Regions from separate parts of the Homo sapiens genome. Here region 2 is linked to region 1. A link is a contact called in ENCODE Hi-C or POLR2A ChIA-PET data. All regions are on one chromosome and are shown on one strand. Each heading gives the region's core, a stretch centred on a gene start or an enhancer-like site at or near the end of the contact. The rest is flanking DNA. Distances are from core to core; before and after follow the strand shown. Region 1 overlaps LRRFIP1 (LRR binding FLII interacting protein 1). Region 2 holds the start of ILKAP (ILK associated serine/threonine phosphatase).

What was found. Hi-C counts contacts between places; a loop is a spot of excess contacts on that map. ChIA-PET counts read pairs that join two places held with the same protein, here RNA polymerase II (POLR2A). Pooled maps may share reads with other maps.
Region 2: a loop to region 1 is called in a pooled map, with 5 times the contacts of the local background. The contact joins the promoter of ILKAP here to the enhancer-like site in region 1. A Hi-C loop is called at or near these places in 4 of 168 maps with a recorded cell type or tissue (CD4-positive, alpha-beta T cell, CD4-positive, alpha-beta memory T cell, CD8-positive, alpha-beta T cell and 1 more), 10 of 37 single-sample maps with no recorded cell type and 15 of 50 pooled maps. POLR2A ChIA-PET finds 5 or more read pairs at or near these places in 5 of 52 experiments (BJ, CD4-positive, alpha-beta memory T cell, GM12878 and 2 more).

What each region holds. Positions count from the first base shown.
Region 1 is chr2:237,684,792-237,691,500 of GRCh38, reverse strand. The region is part of intron 1 of LRRFIP1 (LRR binding FLII interacting protein 1); the gene reads right to left. It overlaps LOC124906128 (a long non-coding RNA gene), which reads left to right. Exons shown (of 2, transcript XR_007088145.1): 1 at 1-2,191; 2 at 4,448-5,127. Among named protein-coding and RNA genes, the nearest start is that of LRRFIP1, 61 kb to the right of the region's middle. RefSeq lists a silencer at 1-112 and enhancers at 313-362, 1-421, 4,142-4,641, 4,663-4,732, 4,642-5,143. Within about 2 kb of position 4,465, at least 30 of the 41 ENCODE cell types and tissues checked have a DNase peak (open chromatin) inside an H3K27ac peak, as active enhancers do; they include CD4-positive, alpha-beta T cell and CD8-positive, alpha-beta T cell, where a contact is called at or near this core.
Region 2 is chr2:238,199,182-238,205,414 of GRCh38, reverse strand. ILKAP (ILK associated serine/threonine phosphatase) reads left to right here and starts at 1,720. Exons shown (of 12, transcript NM_030768.3): 1 at 1,720-1,916. The coding sequence starts at 1,862. RefSeq lists enhancers at 839-1,711, 2,674-2,733 and silencers at 1,524-2,093, 2,214-2,303.

The DNA.
Region 1 (6,709 bases), core at 3,216-5,715:
GCCCCCCTTGGCCCGGTGCGGCGGCCCGCAGGGGAGAACGAGCTTGCAGGGTGCGGGTGCGGGCCGCTGGGGCCGATCTGGCGTCGCAGAACCCGGGGTCCACACCGTCCAGGCTGCGGCCGCGACGACCCCCTGCCAGGCGCCGGTCTCCTCCGGGAGGGCTCCAGCCCGCGCCACCTCCAGGCACAGGGCGCCCTCGTAACTCCCAATGAAAGTCCTGCGGGAAACGGTTCCCGACCTCGCCAGGCTGGGGGCAGAAGCGACGGGATGACGCGGATTGTAATCGGAAGGTCAGCCTGTCCTGGCCACGCCAGGAAATGTAAAATTTAAAGCACATTTACATTTTACAGCCCTCCAATTCCCAATTCCCTTTTCTCTGCACGCTGACCCAACTTGGTAACGTGAGCTCGCGCCTGTGAGCACTCACCTTCCCGCCGTGACCCGGGCCCAGGGCTTCAGGGCAGGAGTTGTCAGGAGGGTGTGCAGCAGGGAAAATGGGTGCTGAGGAGCCGAAGGACGACTTGGGAGGGATAGGGGAGAAGGAAAAGAGGGGCCGAGCAAAGGCCTAGAGAACCGCTGGGGAAGAAACGTTGAACTTAAGATGAACAGAGGCCAAGCTGTCTTTGATTGACAGCATCTCAGGCTCACAAAAGCAACTTTCAAAGATAATGAAATGCCTACCTTTCAATAGCTTGTTTTCTCCCTGTAACGCTTATTTAAATGTTGTTATAACAATTCTTTCTTTCTTTCTTTTTTTTTTTTTTGAGATGGAGTCTCGCTCTGTCGCCCAGGCTGGAGTGCAATGGCGCGATCTCGGCTCACCGCGACCTCTGCCTCCCGGGTTCCAGCGATTCTCCTGCCTCAGCCTCCCGAGTAGGTGGGATTACAGGCACCTGCCACCATGCCCGGCTCATTTTTGTATTTTTAGTAGAGTCGGGGTTTCACCATGTTAGCCAGCCTGGTTTCGAACTCCTGACCTCAAATGATCTGCCTGCCTTGGCCTCCGAAAGTGCTGGGATTACAGGTGTGAGCCACCGCGCCTGGCCTATCACAATTCTTGATTGTTTAAAGTGCAATTATTTGGAGAAAATAATTTTAAATGTTCTCTGGGAATTTATTGTAGAAAGCAGTTAGACTTTTACCAGTGGTCACAACTTCACTGATGAGAATGATAACCCATTAATAAAACAGCCCTCTTCTTCTGAGACTTGATTTTGAATATTCTGATCTAGATAGGCAGATTCTAAAGCTACTCAACACCCCGAACCCTGTGACCACATCTCCCAGAGCAGGGTACTGGGACTGGTTTCCGTTCCCTTGGCATGTCCCTGAGGCAATGCTTGAAGACACCTGTAATTGCCACAAGACACATTTTCCTAACCCCCAGGCTGCCAGTCAATTGCTAGTTACCAGCTTCTGAAAACCATACAGGGAAGGGATTAAGAAGTGGGCTCTGGAATTAAGCCACCTCGTTCAGTTCCTGGCCCTGCCACTCACTAAGGGATATTGAGCAAGTTACTTAGCTTCTGTGCCTGGAGTCTTACCCAAAACATGCCGGTGATAATGACAGTGCCCGCTGTGAGGGTGAGGACCAAAGGCTCTAACACGGGGATCCCGCTGGGCACAGTCAGGGTGAGCTGCCCTGCTAGCCTGCTGCCTAGTGTCCTGGGAGTCCAGTAAAAGCAAACCAGCACCTGCCTTGCTGCCTCTGGAGTCCCCTCTTTTCCAGATAGAGTCCCCTTGGTAGGTGCCCTGACTCAAGGTGCCCAGGCCTCCTCCTCCTCCTCCATAGCAGGAAGGAAGCTGGGCACCAGACCAAGAACTGGGATGGGCCAGGCAGCAAGACTGTGGGCAGCCCAGGAAAGAGAACAAACCCACTGCCTGCCACAACAGCTGTGGGAAGGGGCTGCTGCAGAGGATGTAGGTGGCAGGGAGGGGACCATGCCAGGACACTCACAGAGTAAGAAGCAGCGAGCTGATGAGTCTTAGTCCCAGGAACAAATGAACATTACCAGCAATAAAATAATGGCTGGTTTCTGATTCTGCTAAGTAGTAGCATATTAAAGAAAACTGCCATCCTGACACCCTTCTAGATGAGAGGATGCTACATTCTGACTTGGGTTTCAGCCCAGCCAGTCCTGTGAGGTGGAAGTCTCAGAACCATCCCCAGCTCAAGAGCAAAGTCTATACTGTAAGTTGAATGCTAATACATCTTTCTTGGTGTTTTTAGATCCCAGAGCCCCAGGAATAAAATGCAGAGGATCCACAGTTGCCTCCCAGTTTTATTAGGATGGTGCAAAAGTAATTGCAGTTTTTCCATTAAAATTAACAGCGAAAAATGCAATACTTTTACGCCAACCTAAATAATACAGGTAACTTTAAAGTCCCCTTCTTGAAGCCCCCTTCTGAGGTAGTCCCCTCTCCCACCCCCAGTCTTTTTTTTTTTTTTCAACGTAGAGCAAGGTCAATTGTGAGGGTGGTGAATGGGTGACTGGAACCCACAAACTTGACGCATGGGAAGGCCGGGTCAGAAGTCAGGGTGTGGGTGTGGCTCTGAAAGGTGGCATTTTATAGAAACATGGAGATACACAAAATGTTCATCCCAGTACTCACAGCTCTAAAGATGGCTTGGCAGAGTAACGTTAAATCATACACCTCGAAGACAAAACTAAAACCCCGAGGGCACCTTGGAAAGGTCTGAGCAGGGGGGTGGGGGGTTTCCTCGGAAGAGGGTGCATCTGGGGCCAGGCACAGTGACCCACACCTGTAATCCCAGCACTTGGGGAGGCCGAGGAGGGTGGATCACCTGAGCCCAGGAGTTCGAGACCAGCCTGGCCAACATGACAAAACCCCATCTCTACTAAAAATACAAAAGTTAGCTGGGTGTGGTGGTGCACATCTGTAATCTCAGCTATTTGGGAGGCAGAGGCATGAGAATCACTTGAACACAGGAGGTGGAGGTTGCAGTAAGCTGAGATCATGCCACTGCATTCTACTAGCCTGGACAACAGAGTGAGACTCTGTCTCAAAAAAAAAAAAAAAAAGAAAAAAAAAAAAAAGGGGGTCCATCTGGACCATACCAGCATGGGGCCCAGGGTCTTAACTAAAGAGCTGAGAGGTCAGTGACCAGGGCTTGACTTCCTCCTTCTTTTGGTAAGGATGATCCAGGGACAGCCCCTTCTAACAAGTGCCTTGGAATTTATGGCCCCTTCCAAACTGCAGTTAATGGCCTGTAGACACACAGAACTGACCTCCCGACATCACTGGTTAAGCCCAGAATCTCTGCACTGAGAGGGTACTTTGGGTTTTGTCTGACTGCCTCAGAGGGCATCCTTAAAAGTTGCCAGGCCTGTGATATAACTTTGTCTTCCTCTGTGCCCTCTCAATGAAAATTACATGTCTGAAATCTAAAAATCCATTCTCAGAAGTATAGGAGACTCCTGAGAAAAGAACGAAAGGCCAGTAGCATGGTCTAATTTTGTTCTAGGAACATCAGAATCATAGCTAACCAGAAAATGCCAGAACAGTTAGCCAATTTGGGGCCACACCCAAACATGGTTTACTTTGTCTCCATGGTGTTAGTCTGTTGCAAGGTTCACTAGCTGCGCCTCCCACTGTGGTTTGGGGCTACAGAGACAAACCCTTACAGGGATGACAACACAAGGCTGAGGGCAGACGGGGAGGACACAGTGGCTCTCAGCCTCCCCATTAGTCAGATAACTAACATGAAGTCATTTTTCTAAATCAGAGCCCTAACATCTGTTTTTCATGAACGTGAATCACTAGCCATACTCATGACAGCAGAATAAATGTCAGTAAATTACTTCTACAAACCATGAGCTTACATTCATGTTATTGCTTTATTTGGATCACCTCTTTTTTTTTTTTTTTTTTTTTGAGATGGAGTCTCGCTCTGTTACCCATGCTGGAGTGCAGTGGCATGATCTTGGCTTACTGCAGCCTCCGCCTCCCAGGCTCAAGCAATTCTCCTGCCTTAGCCTCCTGAGTAGCTGGGATTACAGGTGTGCGCCACCACGCCCAGCTAGTTTTGTATTTTTAGTAGAGATGGGGTTTCACCATGTTGGCCAGGCTGGTCTCGAACTCCTGACCTCAAGTGAACCACCCGCCTCACCCTCCCAAAGTGCTGGGATTACAGGTGTAAGCCACCACACCTGGCCTATTTGGATCCCTTTGACTAATATCTAAAAACACATCTGTTATACGTGTGGCTCATGAAATGATCACTTGAAATTTACACAGCACCTTTCAGTTTACAACAGACTTTATCCACACACTGAGGCTCACAGAGGTTATAGCACTTGTCCACAGATGCACATTGGAAGAGCGAAGCTAGGTTTTCAACCCAGGTCTCCTCAGCCCTTAGCACATCATGATGGAATGCACCAGCGGCACGCCGCCTGACGCAGAGCTGCTTCCTTCCTCCCAGCCATCCAGGGGCCTCACTCAGAGCAGAAAGTCATCACGTGGACTCAACGAATGCCCTTAGCTGTCTTCCTGGTGGACCAGTGACCACACCTCCCACTCCAGGGGCACTGGCAAAGCAGGGCACACACCCAGGTCAATGCCAGGAGCCGGATCTCCCAGTAAGACTAGGGGCACTGGTAGGAGCATCAAGCAGGGGATCCAGACCCTGCCTGCTGTCTGCAAAGAAGGTGGTACCCCACGGCCAGCTGGTCCAGCTCAGGCACAAAGTATTCTTGGCCCTCAGGCCAGGGTCCTGACTGCCTCCGGTGGACAGAAGAGCAAGAGCGTCTGGAAAGCAACAGTGAGCTTGTCTCCAGCATCCACAACAGCTCCAGTGCCGGGCTTACATATGGCAGCATGCAGCCTTCCCACAGCTGCCCTGTGACCTGGGTACTGAACCTCTCCCACCACCTCCCTCAGCCCCCACCCCCAGGTTATGAATGGGCTCTCCCGATTAAAAGCATGTTCTCACTGCTTGGAACATGGTAGGTGCCTTATAAATGATGGGTGGGTAGATGGATAGATGGATGAATGGTTTTCCTAACAAAATGGAGGACTTTGATGAATTGTCATTAATTCTCATTGATCTTCAGTATTTTATACTTCTGTAGCAATTGGGAATAGAAACTCTTTTAAAAATGACATGTCTTTAGGATATTTTTTCATAACTACCTAGCACCCAGCAATTCATCACACTTATTTTTCATCTAATAGGTCTTTTATTGTTTTTGCTTTTTAAATCTCTTTAGATTTTCTAAGGAAGGTGATGGGTTTGATTATTGATTGAACTGAATTTGAATTGGAGGCAGAAAGCCTCAGTGGAGGAGTCTAACAGGCACCTCAGCACACACTACCGATTAGTTAAAGGTGATGATAAAATCAGGCAGCATGCACAGAACAGAAAGGAGCCTGAAGGAAGGAACCTTGAGACACTTACATGGGAAGGATAAGAGGTGTGTAAGAACAAGTCAAGACAGAGAAGGGGTAGTTAGAGAGTCAGAAAATAGAGACATCTCCTGGAAGCCACAGAGTGAAGAGAGCAAGGTCAGGAAAGACTTTAATTTGCAACTAGAAAAACACTGGTCATTACATTCTGCCATTAAAATTTGGCAATTAAACATTTTCTGTGATTTGTGCATGTGTAATAAATGGTAGACGGCAGCCTTGAAGGAAGGCGGGACCAAGGAAAAGGCTTTGCATGGGGGAGATTTATTCATGGTTTGTCGGTTTTTAAGGATGGAAGAGATGTGAGCCTGTCTGGAGGCTGAAAGGACAGTGAGAAAAGATGGAGTGGGTGGGGCAAGGCCTGAGGGGCTGCCGACCAAAGGCTGGGTGTGGGGAGCGGGGAGGGGAGCTGCAGGCACTGGCATCTTGTACTGACTCAGGATTTGATCCGATTGTGAGCTCCATGGGAATGAGGACACCAAAGTGGCCAGGAGAGGGCAGATAACTAGATGCAGAGCTTCCTGTGCAGGAAGAGTGGATGGCAGAGTTGAGGGAGGATAAGGAGCAGGAGGACCCAATATTGAAGGACCTGCCTCAGAGCTGTATGTGTCCCAGTCAAGGTGCACTGTACCTGAGCTCAGAGCCCTTCCATGGCGTTACATTACACCATTAAATGTTGTTTTGTGATACACTCTGAGGCATACTTAAAATAATTTCTAATGTATTTTACTCTGGAATTAAACTCATCTCAAAAAGTGTCTAGGAATAAGTCTATAGCAATCCTAAATGTATCCGCTTTCCCAGTGTGTTCCACAGAATTGATGCTTTTTAAGTCCATACCAGAGTGACCACAGTAACCTCCTCTATACACAGTAGCCAAGGAAATGGCCACAAACACCTCCAGTAAAGCATCTCTAAGAAAACCACTTCTGATTTTTGGGGTTTTTTTGTGTGGGGGGGGGAGGGTAGGGAGACAAGGTCTCACACTGTTGAGTGTCAGGTTGGAGTGCAATGGCACAATCTTGGCTCACTACATACAACCTTGGCTCACTGCAACCTTGTCTCAAGCTATCCTCCCAACTCAGCCTCCCAAGTAGCTAGGCCTGCAGGTGTGCACCACCACGCCTGGCTAATTTTTTTTTTTTTTTCAGAGACAGGGTTTCAGCATGTTGCCCAGGGTGATCTTGAACTCCTGGGCTCAAGCAATCCACTAACCTTGGCCTCCCAAAGTGTTGGAATTACAGGTCTGAGCCACCGCACCAGGCCCAATTTTGTTTTT
Region 2 (6,233 bases), core at 471-2,970, 520 kb before region 1:
CTCTCTGCTCACTCCCCCAGCAGGAAGTAGCCAGAAAAAATGCGCTGCCCCTTGTCCTTTTCATAACTATAGAGACTGGATTGATAGAGCAGGAGCATTGCCATCTTGGACAAACACCACCTTTCTAAGTTCCCCTTGATTAAAAAACCACCTAAATCCTACCCCAAAACATCAGCCTAACGGCTAATGTCAGCATAACCAGAAATATTCCAACCCTAAGATAAACCTCTCTTCAACCAGAAACATGCTAACCCTGAAATAACCTCTCCTCCAATAGCCTCCCCTCCGACCAGAGACATTCCAACCCTGCAATAAACGTTCCCCCACTTCCAAAACCCTTAAATATCCTTAGTCTGTAAGAGAGAATGCTTAGTCTGTAAGAGAGAGCGCTCCTGATCGAAATTGGCCAGAATCCCCTCTCAGGTTTATTCTCTGAAATAAACCTTTTAATGTTGAGCCGCTTTTTGTATTTATTTCCTCTTTCTTTAACGGTTACAAGCATTGTTACTTGAGTGTTTCTGCTGTAATGGAGGAGGCAGCATGAATATCTCAAACGGTTGCTAGTGAGAAGCCACGCAGATGAGAGGCATGAAGCCTTGTTGGGCTCCCTCCATGTCCTACAGCCAGAGAGCGTCAGAAATACATCTGCCCCAGAATGAACTGGGCTGAAAACTCTTTGCATGGAGGGAGACCACATAACCTGGGGAACTTGGGTAAACGATGTTGGAACGGAGGTGTAAGATTTGGGTTTGTGTTAGTTGATTTGGGGAAACATTTATGGAAACGGGCCTTTGCTCCGGATTGGATGTCAGGAAGAGGAGGATTCCATGATTGGATATCTTGATGAAGCTTATCTAGACGGCAGGAGGACGAGACAAAGGCTAAACATGTAATGGTAAAGAAGCAGCAATCACTCTTATTGGCCAAGACGAGGGGAATGTGGTCACTTTTGTGGCTTGGACAGTGTTCCTGTTTTGTCTGTGTTCACACTTGATTACACAGTGGTCTGTTTTTTTCTCTTGATCTGTATCACGGCCTGATGTTGGTGTTTTATGAAATTGTTCACATTCAAAGAGAACACCCAGGCCTAGCTGTTTGTGCCAGACCAACCCCAAGTCCTGGCTGCAGAACCAGGCCAGCTCCCCGATGTCAGTGGCCGCCTTTCTCTTTACAGGCATGGAGGGGGACACCATTAAGGAGGAGCCCCTCTTCTCCGCTCCCCACAGACACCAGTGGGTGCAGACAAGTCAGGGAATGCCTCCTTTCCCTCCGGCATCTTTTGAGGTTTCCGTCCTGACGCCCAGGGCCGCTCCATCCAAGCCTCGGTTTCTCAGTCTCTAAAACAGGCCAGAAACCAGGCACGCCGTGGTGAAAGGACGAGCCGAAGAGATGGCAAGAGCTCCAGAAAGCCTTCCCAGGCATCAGGGGCTGCCCTTGAGCTCAGACGTTTCTCTCTGGACAGGGCTTCTTGGACAGGAACTCAACGAAACTTGACAGAAATCGGACACCCCCAGCCAAGGAAAAGCAGGAGGGGCCCGGGGTTCGCCAAGGCGGGAAACACCGCGGGGCCCAGACGGCGCCGTCCGCCCGGCTCGCAGTCGGGGCGCGGGAGGGGCCCACGCGCATGCGCACCGCCCCGCCCCCAGCCGCCCCGCCCAGCCCGCGCGCAGCCCTCTGGGGCGGCCGGGCCACGCCGCGCGCCGATTGGTGGCGTCCGGGACTCTCCCTGCAGGTGACTGACGGCGCCGGCCGCCCCTGCCCGTCGCCCGCCCGCTGCTGCCGCCCGCCCGGGGTGTGGAGCCCGGCCGCTGCTCGCGGGCTGAGTGTCTGTCGCTGCTGCCGCCTCCACCCAGCCTCCGCCATGGACCTCTTCGGGGACCTGCCGGAGCCCGAGCGCTCGCCGCGCCCGGCTGCCGGTAAGCGGCGTTGCCGCCGGGCCGGCCAGGGAAGGGAGAGCAGGCGGGATGGGGGCGGCCTGAGGCCCGGGGCGGCTGAGGCGGCGCCCGCGCTGGGAGGCGGCGGGCGGCGCGGGCTGCACGGGGCCTGCTCCTGCCTGGCCAGGCCCCGTCCGGCCCACTGGCGGCCCTGTCGGAGGCCCGGTCGCTCGCGGAGCTCGGAGAGGCCGCTCCGCCATTTTCGCTACGCAGGAAGGAAAGGGCCGAGCCGTCGTGGCCACGGCCCCTCTGCGTGGCGGTGAAAGGCGCCGGCGCGACCGCGTGGGCCGACCCGAGGGACCGGCTCTGAACGCCCGGCGGCACCGCGGGCCCCCGCGCCCCGATTCCACCCGCGGCCTGGGCTGCCTTGCGCGTCGCCCGCCCGCGGCTTCCGGGCCGCACTTCACCCGCGGGCTGTGGAACGGCCGCGTTCCGGGCCGGTGCAAGTTCAGGGGCTTGGCGTTTTTATTTGCACTGGAGATTGAATTAATCACCATCTTAATCCTTCGTGTTTTTGAAGCCTGGAAGACAGGATGCCTCCTCTGTCATCCTGTGATTTTGTGATAATTAACAGTAGTTTTTTTTTTTTTTTTCTGGTCCACGGGAAGTTCCCCCTCTCCTTGAAGTTAAGGGGTCCGCTCATCTCCTAAGCGCTGGCCCCTGCCAGTGGGAGTCCCTGTGGGCTGTGGTTTGAGCTCAGCATCCTAGCAGCTTGAAACAGGGCCTGTGTTAATCCCTGCGTCCTGTGGGTTACAGTCTCCGGGTTTCATCTGTCAAAACGCGTGAATATTTCATATGCAAGACTTCCAGCTTGATGTTGTAGTTTAGGGCCTTATTACAAAATTTAACTTGGGGGCAGAAAACCTGGAAAACTTAAGACGTTCAGATTTCCAGGCCCACCTCAGCCCCAGTAAATCCGAATCCCTGAGAGTGGGGTTTCCGAATCTGTTACTAAATCCCCAGGCCAACCCAGCGGGGGCTGGAGACCAGTGGTTTGGGAGCTGCTGTTGTAGGGTAGACGGAGGTGAGTAAGGCCCAGCCTTCGCTTTCTAAGAGCTGCTTTCTGAAGGGTACTAATTACGGTAATTAAAACTGGCAAAAGTTAATGACTGTGGGAAATGCTGAGGACTCTTGAGGAGGGATTGTCGGGCACCGAGAGACTGGGGAAGGAGGCAGTGTTTGAATTGAGCTTCCAAGGATGTTCAGGCTTGTGATTTGCAGTAATTCTGGGCGAGAAAACATTTTATTTTATTTTACTTTTTGAGACGGAGTCTCACTCTTGTCGCCCAGGCTGGAGTGCAATGGTGAGATCTGAGCTCACTGCAACCTCCGGGTTCAAACAATTCTCCTGCCTAGGCCTCCCTACTAGCTGAGATTACAGGCGCCGACCACCACACCCGGCTAATTTTTATATTTTTAGTAGAGACGGGGTTTCACCATGTTGGGTAGGGTGGTCTTGAACTCCTGACCTCAGGTGATCCGCCCGCCTCGGCCTCCCAAATTGCTGGGATTACAGGTGTGAGCCACCGTGCCCTGCCCCCACTGACCGTTCTGATGGTACAGAGCATCTCAGTAACTGGTCCTGGAGTCTTTGAACTTGACTCAGCCATTCATTTTCAAAATAACCACGGTTTTAGCTGTGGGTAAAAATTGGATTTGTGTAGCAGTCTTTTTTCTCTTGTCAATGGAGTATAATTTCTATCTGAATATATTTGGGACAGCATTTGGATTCACCAGTGTGCGTGTAAACCTATGAGTCTTAAAATCTCCATTGCTTTTTACCTGCAATTAATTAGGTTCTGCTCAGGAGCAGGCTCCCTTGACTGACAAAAAACCTGGCAACTCAGAATCTCATAGGTTGGCACCTTAGCAGCCTTTTGCCAGATACAGTGGGAAAGGTACATCCTGTTGCCGTTTTTTCCAAACTCAGTTTCCAACCTTGACTGAGCTGAAAGGGTGGCAGAGGGGGTGCATGGTGTTTAAACTGCTGACCACCCTGAGATTGGATTGGTCAGCTGCTCCCCATCTGCCAGGAGGGCACTGACATTGTCAACAGGTCCTGCTTGGCTGAGTGTATTTTTAAAAATAGCTTTAAAACGAAGAAGATCTCAGAATTTGTAGATGATTGGAAGCTGAGAGGGATAAGTACTAAAATGAGTGACAATTGGGATCCATAGTTATCATTGCAGGCTGTTAGCTACAACCAACAAGATGAGATTTGACAGGTTAAAATCGTTTGTACAAGAACAGAATCTGGTTTCACATACTTGTGAAAATACTGTGATTTAAAAAAAAAAAACATACTTTGAATAAATCATATTGATTGCTAAAGTGAATGGAATAATGAGTCTAAACTGTGCATCATGACCCTCACACATGATATGTGGGTACCACAAATCTCTAATGCAGTGAACAATAAAAGACCTCGTTATTTTCCCAGAGCGCAAGAAAAGTTGTTCAGAAAGTGTAACCAGACTACTTGGTTTAGAATCCAGCTCTTCGCTTACTAACTGTGCCTTCTGTGGCTATTCCTACATGTGTAAAAAGGGGTGACACTTGCCACTGTTACTGTACAAATTAGTACAGTATGTATGGTGCTGCACATAGTGTGGGGTAGAATGTATAGTGTTTTATAGATGTTAGCCAGGGTTATTATTTTTGAGACAGCCTCATTGTGTCGCCCAGGCTGGAGTGCAGTGACATAAACACAGCTCACTGCAGTCTCGACCTCCGTGGGCACAGGTGATTCTTCCACCTCAGCCTCCTTGGTAGCTGGGACTACAGGTGCGCACCACCACAGCCAGCTAATTTTTGTATGTTTTGTAGAGACAAGGCTTTGCCATGTTGCCCAGGCTGCTCTCGAACTCCTGGGGCTCAAGTGTTCTGCCCACCTTGGCCCTCCCAGAGTGCTGGGATTACAGTGGTAAGCCACTGTGCCTGGCTGAGCCATTAACAGTTGTTTAAAAGTGGAAAAACGCAGTCTTAAATGAATTATGGGAAAGCACTGAGTGTCCAAAGGGAGAATACTACACTGCTTATATCACATCAAATGTATTAATATTTTGTTTAGATCTTTTTATTTTTGTTTTAAACGTTGCATCTAATGTTCCCACCCCTAAACCTCTTAAATGTTTATAATCTAGAAAAATACATAGAATGCACTAAATATTTCAGGTATTTTGCTAAATTAGTAGTTTTCATCCAAGCCCTTAAAAGTTTTAATTGCTGAATGAATCAAGTTTTTTAAAGGAGAGATGTATATATTTTACCTAAAAAAAAGTGTTTGTTCATATCAGGCAGAAATGGAACTTTCCTATGTCATACCCATAAAAGTGCCGACCTGATGTCTTTAAGATTGGCAGCTTATATTGACAATCCATGTATGTCAGTTGAAGGTGTCATGGTTTAAAATTGCTTCGCCAGTAACTTGATTTCACTTTTATAGGGTGGTTCTTTTACTTATTTGGTTGCTACACTAGTACTTTAAAAATTGATGGTCAGTTGTTGAGGAGGAAATAAAATATTTGATGGCCACACCATCTTAAAAATACTTTAAAAAAATTGGAGGCTGGGCTCGATGGCGCATACTTGTAATCCCAGCGCTTTGGGGGAACAAGGCAGGAGGATGGCTTGAGGCCAGGAATTTGAGAAGAGCCTGGCACAACTTCGTGAGACCCCTGTCTCTACGATTAAAAAAAAAAAAGAAGAATATTTGAACATAAAGGTTAAGGTATTAGAGGAAAACAGATTGTAAAACTACAGGGTTGAACAAGAAAAAAGTCATAAAAAAGTGAATTTGACTATGTAAAAATTTAAAATTTCTGCAGGACAAATGATACTATAAAGGCAAAAGACAAACCGAGAAAATAATTGCAATATACATTACTAAGGGTATAAGAAAGGCTCACAGAATTGATGGGAAAAAATAAAACCCACTAGAAAAATGGTCAAAGGATGTATCCTCCCAGTTCAGAGGTAAGGAATACAAATGGCCCATCAACAGAAAGTTGCTGAGGAACTATTTACCTTTTCACCCATCAGATTAGCAACAGTTGGTAACATTGGTGAATGTGTAGCGAAGTAGACTTTCTCATAAAGTGTTTTGGGAGTGAAAATTACAACTTTTTGGGGAACAGATTTTGGCTTCTATCAGATTTAAACTAATATCCTTTGACGAGCAGTCTAGCAGATTAAGCAGGAATACATGTATCAGATTGTTGATTGTGGCGTCACTTATCATATGAAGAACTGGGAAAAGCTTGAACCCATCAGTAAGGATCTGGTCGAATGAGTGGAGAT